Linked DNA regions of Homo sapiens: region 1 is linked to region 2. The links are chromatin contacts, found by Hi-C or POLR2A ChIA-PET in ENCODE. All regions are on one chromosome and are shown on one strand. The core of a region is the stretch at or near the end of the contact, and the rest is flanking DNA. Distances in the headings are between cores, read along the strand shown.

What was found. Hi-C counts contacts between places; a loop is a spot of excess contacts on that map. ChIA-PET counts read pairs that join two places held with the same protein, here RNA polymerase II (POLR2A). Pooled maps may share reads with other maps.
Region 1: a map of OCI-LY7 shows a loop between it and region 2 (2.9-fold over the local background). The contact joins two enhancer-like sites. A Hi-C loop is called at or near these places in 1 of 168 maps with a recorded cell type or tissue (OCI-LY7), 19 of 37 single-sample maps with no recorded cell type and 6 of 50 pooled maps. POLR2A ChIA-PET finds 5 or more read pairs at or near these places in 1 of 52 experiments (GM12878).

The regions. Positions count from the first base shown.
Region 1 is chr1:173,411,980-173,415,059 of GRCh38, reverse strand. All of the region lies in intron 2 of LOC100506023 (a long non-coding RNA gene), which reads left to right. It also overlaps a transcript of TNFSF4 not described here. Among named protein-coding and RNA genes, the nearest start is that of PRDX6-AS1, 48 kb to the left of the region's middle. RefSeq lists enhancers at 357-406, 467-626, 1,207-1,256. Within about 2 kb of position 1,704, at least 4 of the 41 ENCODE cell types and tissues checked have a DNase peak (open chromatin) inside an H3K27ac peak, as active enhancers do; they include GM12878 and OCI-LY7, where a contact is called at or near this core.
Region 2 is chr1:173,019,058-173,022,152 of GRCh38, reverse strand. No RefSeq gene overlaps it. Among named protein-coding and RNA genes, the nearest start is that of TNFSF18, 30 kb to the left of the region's middle. Within about 2 kb of position 1,637, at least 4 of the 41 ENCODE cell types and tissues checked have a DNase peak (open chromatin) inside an H3K27ac peak, as active enhancers do; they include GM12878 and OCI-LY7, where a contact is called at or near this core.

The sequences.
Region 1 (3,080 bases), core at 455-2,954, 390 kb before region 2:
GGAGTGGATGGAAAATTACTAACAGGAACTTGATTAGGTGGAGGAAGAGGAGCTTGATTGGATGTTGAGGGTGAGAGAATCTCAGTAAATGGACTTAACAAGATTCATTGCTAAAACTTGGCTCATCAGGTCAAGGGCAAGGCCTAGTTGAGAAGAAGGCTTCAGGGAACCCGACTAAAGTTTGGTCAAGGAGGGAGTCTTTGCCAGCACTCACAAAGTCATATGAGAGTCAGGACCCAAACACAGGACCCAAGCTGCTACGAGGCAGTGATGTGCCAGCCATGGCATGGCTGAAGCTTGGAGAGGAGCCAGTGGATATATCTGGGTTATTCCATCCCCTCGCTCCAGGGCTGACTGGCAGACAGTCACACTGGCTTCATCTCAGGTTCATTCATTTCTCACTGCTCTATGATACACCATACTTTTCTTCTACTTCATACTTTGAAGCTTGAATTTCCAAGATTTGATAAGAAAGACTGAAAACCATAAGCAGACTGAAAAGTGCCAAGGCTTTATCTAGATCTTGGACAAGAACTTTAACCTCATGTTTCTTGTTTGCAATATTGAGACAATACTTGTTACAGATTGAATTGCGTCCCCCAATAATTCATTTATTGACTTAACCTGCAGTATGACTGTATTTGGAAACAGGGCCTCCAAGAAGGTAACGGTTAAATGAGGTCATAGAAGGTGGGGCCCTAATCTGGTGTCCTTGTAAGAAGAGGAAGAGATACCAGAGATCTTTTCCTCTGTGCACACACAGAGGAAAGGCCATGCAAAGACACAGTGAGAAGGTGGCCGTCTGCAAGCTAGGAAGGGAGGTTTTACCAGAAACAGAATTTTCTGGCATCTTGACCTTAGACTTCTTACTTCCAGAACTGTGAGAAAATAAAAATGTCTGTGGTTTAAGCCCTCCAGTCTGTGGTACTTTGTGATGGCAGCCTGAGCACACTAGTACAATACCTATCCTGTGGGTTTACGATGAGAACTGAACATAAGGTGAGTTGAGGACCTAACTGCAATTCACACGTTGGCTTGTCCCCCTTTCCTCCTGTCATGTGATTTGTAGGGTGTTAAGGGTCTTTTGCCAGCAGACACCTTCCTTGTGACCATATGATGGTGTGGAAAATTCACACAGTAGAAGCATTCTTTTGGATTCAGGCTTTGCTTCTCTGTATAAACTAAAAGGGGGAATTTTCTGAAAGCATGTTATTATCAGTTAGGATTCCTGGTTTCAAGCAGTGTACATGGATTGGCTGGTTTAGGCCAAAAAGGAACTATTGAAAGGATATAGACTGGGGTACAGGATTGGCAGGAAGGATGGAGGATCAGATGTGGGGCCTGCCAGCTGGCAAAAGGGCCAAACGTCACACCTTAGAATGGGGCGTGAGGACTGCAGGGCTATGCTGCTGGGCGCCGGCTGCTGCTGCTCGCTCCTCTGACCCTGTGAACACTGGCCTGCTGTGACACTGCTGGACTAGACTCTTCTATGACCAAGTCCTCCACACCGATGTGCCCTGTGGTCTCTGTGATTCTGGAGCGCTGCTGTCTCCTTGGCTGAGCTTAGATCATGAACACTGGCATTTTCAGCACTGAGAGTGGGAGGCAACTCTGCCTCCTGTCAAGATTCATAAGGTGGGGAACTTCCCCAAACAATTAAAAGCAGGCTCAAAATGCCAGATGGTCAAAAAGAATAACAAGTTCCCCCACAGATACAGGGAAACCTTTCAGAACCCCCACATAGGAAGTGCAGCTTCACTCACAGGAGTGAGAACAAAGAATTGGAAAGCCGACGGCTGGTTACTCTGCATCTCTCTGCCCCTGTCTCTCTGTCTCTGTGTCTCTGTCTTTCTCTCTCTCCTATATTTTCCAGCTCCACTTGCTAAAGGTAAGGCCCACCTCTGTCCTGACCATTAGAAATTAGTTGTCTCCCTTAGAACATCTTTTTCCTCATCTTCTGCAAATACTTTTCAATCCCCCTTGGAGATTCCCTCCTCTGTCCATTTTTGGTCTGGGTGGGCTCCATCCTCAGCCCTCAGGATGGGCCATAGGACCCCGTCCCAAGCCAATCAACACACTATTCCCTTGGATGCAGGAGTGAGTATGTGACCTAAACAGCCTCGATTCCCACCCCCTTTTTTATTGAACTCAAACTTATCTGTTGCAAAGTGTACAAAGTATACAACTTGATGAATTTTACATAAAATCCGTTGTATACATCTGTGGAATCATTACTGAGATTGAGATACTGATCATTTCCATCAGCCCAGCACCTCCCCTTGTAGTCCTTCTCTGTAATACTCCACTCAAAGATAATCACTATTCCGACTTCTGTTACCATTAATGGAAATTTTACCCATTTTTAAATTCTATATGAATGGAATAATATGTAATCTTTGGTGGCTGGCTGTTGATCTTTCTGTTACTGACTTGCAGCAGTTCTTTATTTTGGATATGAGTCCTTTGCTAAATACATATATTGCAAATATATTTTCTTAGCTCATAGTTGCGTTTTGACTCTCCTAACGATGTCTTTTTAGGAATATTAGTTCAAATCGCTAGTCTTTCCTATGGTTAATGCTTTTAATTTGTTCTATTTAGAAAATCTTTTAATGCTTTTAATTTGTTCTGTTTAGAAAATCTTTGCACACTCTGAGATCATGCGCAAGTTAATGACTTTGAAGGACGAAGAAGTAAAATGTTTTTGTTGCATTTGAGATTGTGAGGCAGTGAGGCTGAGCCAGAAACGAAGACAGAAAGCAGATAGACTTGTAGGGCTGGCCTTGAGATGGGGCACTGTCACAGGGTGAGTCTGAGCTTTGCAGGCACTGTCTATTTACTATAGTTGTGGCTGAAATCAGAGGCAGGCCAAGTGGATGAGACATGGGGCAGTTGACCTCAGAAGAGATTCCTTTAACTATTTCCTTTTTTTTTTTTTTTTTCTTGAGATGGAATCTTGCTCTGTTGCCAGGCTGGAGTGCAATGGCGCAATCTCAGCTCACTGCAACCTCCGCCTCCCAGGTTCAAGCAATTCTGCCTTAGCCTCCTGAGTAGCTGGGATTACAAGCGCCCACCACCAT
Region 2 (3,095 bases), core at 388-2,887:
GCCTTTGGATTCCAGGACTTACACCAGCACCCACTATCCTTACCCCAGTTCTTAGACCCTTTGCCTTGGACTAAGAGTTATACTATCAGCTCCCTGGTTCTTAGGTCTTTGGACTTGGACTGAATTATACCACTGGCTTTTCTGGTCCTCCATATTAGAACTTCTTAGCCTTCATAATTTTGTAAGCCAATTTCTACCCTATCTATCTATCATCTGTCTATCTATCTATCTATCTATCTATCTATCTATCTATCTATCTATCTAATCTCCTACTGATTCTGTTTCTCTGGATAATCTTGACTAATACATACAGGAAGAAACTCCATTGAACTGTTTCTGATGCATAAGGCCCATGTACATTTTTGTCCTTGGATTATGCAAGAATTATTGTACCTTTATGACAGATCGTTTTTTCCACTCATTTAGCTTAAGTTGGTTTCTATTAATTGTAATCAGAATCTTAACCAGTATAGTGATTGATTGAAAGTGAGGGATAAAGAAGAGGAAGAACCTTCTTAGACATATTGAGGAAGATGGTGATGTTTTTATGGTGGGGAATATGCAAGGAGGAATTGGAGAAAATTTAGTGTGGATGAGATAATGTGTTTAGGTTTATAAAGGTATAGTTTCAGATGTTTGCAGAATATCCAAGTGGGCTTTACCAGTATGCAGCTGGAACTCAGGAGGAGTTGCATGAGATGGGATGAATATTTAAAAGTCAACAGCCTTCTGGGTGAAGTCACTGACAAGGATAAAATCGCTATAGAGAGTGGGTAAAGTGAAAATGGGGCAAATGACTGAGACGTGGGGATCACCAACATTTGAAGACAGGCAAAGGAAGGAAATCCTGTAAAGGAGCAACCAGGGACAAATGACATTAACTGGAAGAAAATAATAGGTCCACAGAAACAGACAGTGAGAGATTAAGAATAAAGGAGTGGTCAACAATGTTAGAGGCTCCAAGAAGTCAAATACTAAGAGGATTGAACATTGCTAATTGGATTTTGCTGGTAGATAATTTTTGACAACATAAACAAGATCATTTTCTGTGACATCTGGGGGCATAATCCAGATATCAATGATTAAAGAACAAATGGGAAGTATAATTACTAGATAAGGAGAAATGGAAGATGAGACAAAAAAATTACACTACTCTTTGTAGAAACTTGGTTGTAGGAAAAAAAAAAAGAATTGTGGAGTGGTAGAGAGCAGGTAACCTCAGGGGTAAGGGAGAAAAAAGGCATATGCCTGGAAAGCCAGGTATTAATGTTTGGTCAGGGCATCCTCTTCCCAGCAGAGTGCTGGAGACACACAGTGTGATCCATGTCCTTGTGCAACAAAATGAGCTGGACAAATCTAATTACTTTTCTTGGTAATTTGATCTAGAACTTAGGAAAAAAACGTACCATTTTCCAGTGAAGAAGAAGTGAAATGATGCCATGGAATTGTTGATAGGCTGGAAAAATAAAGCTGATGTGAGGGGAAAGCAAGGGCTGTCATATGAATAGGAGAGAGAGAGAGGAAGAGACCACGTAGCTTTTCGAAAGAAAAAGTTTAAAACAGTCAACGCTCGGGGCTGCTTTAGTTTCTGACATAATTTCAGTTCCTGTTTCAGGCCTTGTAAATCCTTTTAACAAACCACCCTTTTTCCTTGATTTAGTATAAATGGGTCATTTTTCTTTCAATAAAATGAGCTACTTAACTATTTTTAATTCTATAACTTGTCTTTTTAAGACATTTAAAACAATCTGTTATTTTCTAGGCTATATCACCTCTGGGGAGGCAATTGTGTGCTGTCGTTAGGAGAATGGGCTTAGATGTAGACAGGCTTGTTTAAATCTTGACTCTGCTATTTATATTTTGTGTGAGCTTGAGCAATTTGTGTGCCTTCTCTGGGGATAGGTGTTCTTATGTGTCAAGGGAGGATAATTAATTCTACTGTACAGAGTAGTTTAAGGATTAAAGTAAAATAATACACAGAAAAAACTTAGTTCAGTGTTTGGCACATAGAAAGAGCTCAATAGGGCCGGGTGCGGTGGCTCACCCCTGTAATCCCAGCACTTTGGGAGGCCGAGGCAGGTGGATCACCAGGTCAGGAAATTGAGACCATCTTGGCTAACACGGTGAAATCCCGTCTCTACTAAAAATACAAAAAAACAAAATTAGCCAGGCGTGGTGGCGGGCACCTGTAGTCCCAGCTACTTGGGAGGCTGAGGCAGGAGAATGGCATGAATCCAGGAGGCGGAGCTTGCAGTGAGCCGAGATCACACCACTGCACTCCAGCCTGGGCAACAGAGCGAGACTCTGTCTCAAAAAAAAAAAAAAAATGCTTGATAGATGCTGATTTTCAAAATATTTTTATCAGTTTACAACTAGCTATTTTAGGTAGCTTTTTCTCTGTTTATCTTAAATTTGTTTCTTTTTTAGCTTCAATGAGTTCCTTCTAGCAACCAAGTATATAATTAGTTTCTTCACGCTCTATGAATTTGCATCTTGTATGTTTGCATGGTGCTTGAAAAGATAAATGTTGAAAAGCTTGAATCTCTATGACTTGTTCTATTAATAGTTGCCTTTTATTATATTGTCTCTAGAAATACAGAATTGGAGGTTATATTTTACTTAAACTACAAAAATAATGATGAAACATTTGGATGTATTTTATATAAAGAAAATATGGAATTATTCATTCATTCATGAATTTTTTTCACTGCACATATATTTATTAAGGTTTTTCTATGTACAAAGCACAGGTAGGCACCAAAGATGATGTGAAGATTTCTAAGATATTGTGACTTCCTCAAGAAGCTACATCTGCTAGGATAGACAGACTGATTCAAATCAGAACTATGGAGTTGAAAATATTTTAAATAAAGAAAATTAATCCCTAATCTCTCATTTACAAATGGGGAAGCTGAGACACAGTGAGGTTAAGGGAATGCAGGAATTGGAATCTGGATTGCTCAAATCCTTGCCCAGTTCTTTTCCCACTAGCTCATCCAATACTGTAAAGAAAGAAGCAAGTGCGATGATAAGCAGAGGACTATAGTAAAGAAATATAACAAACTCTAGCTAAATGGGAGAAAGAGGAGGCATTT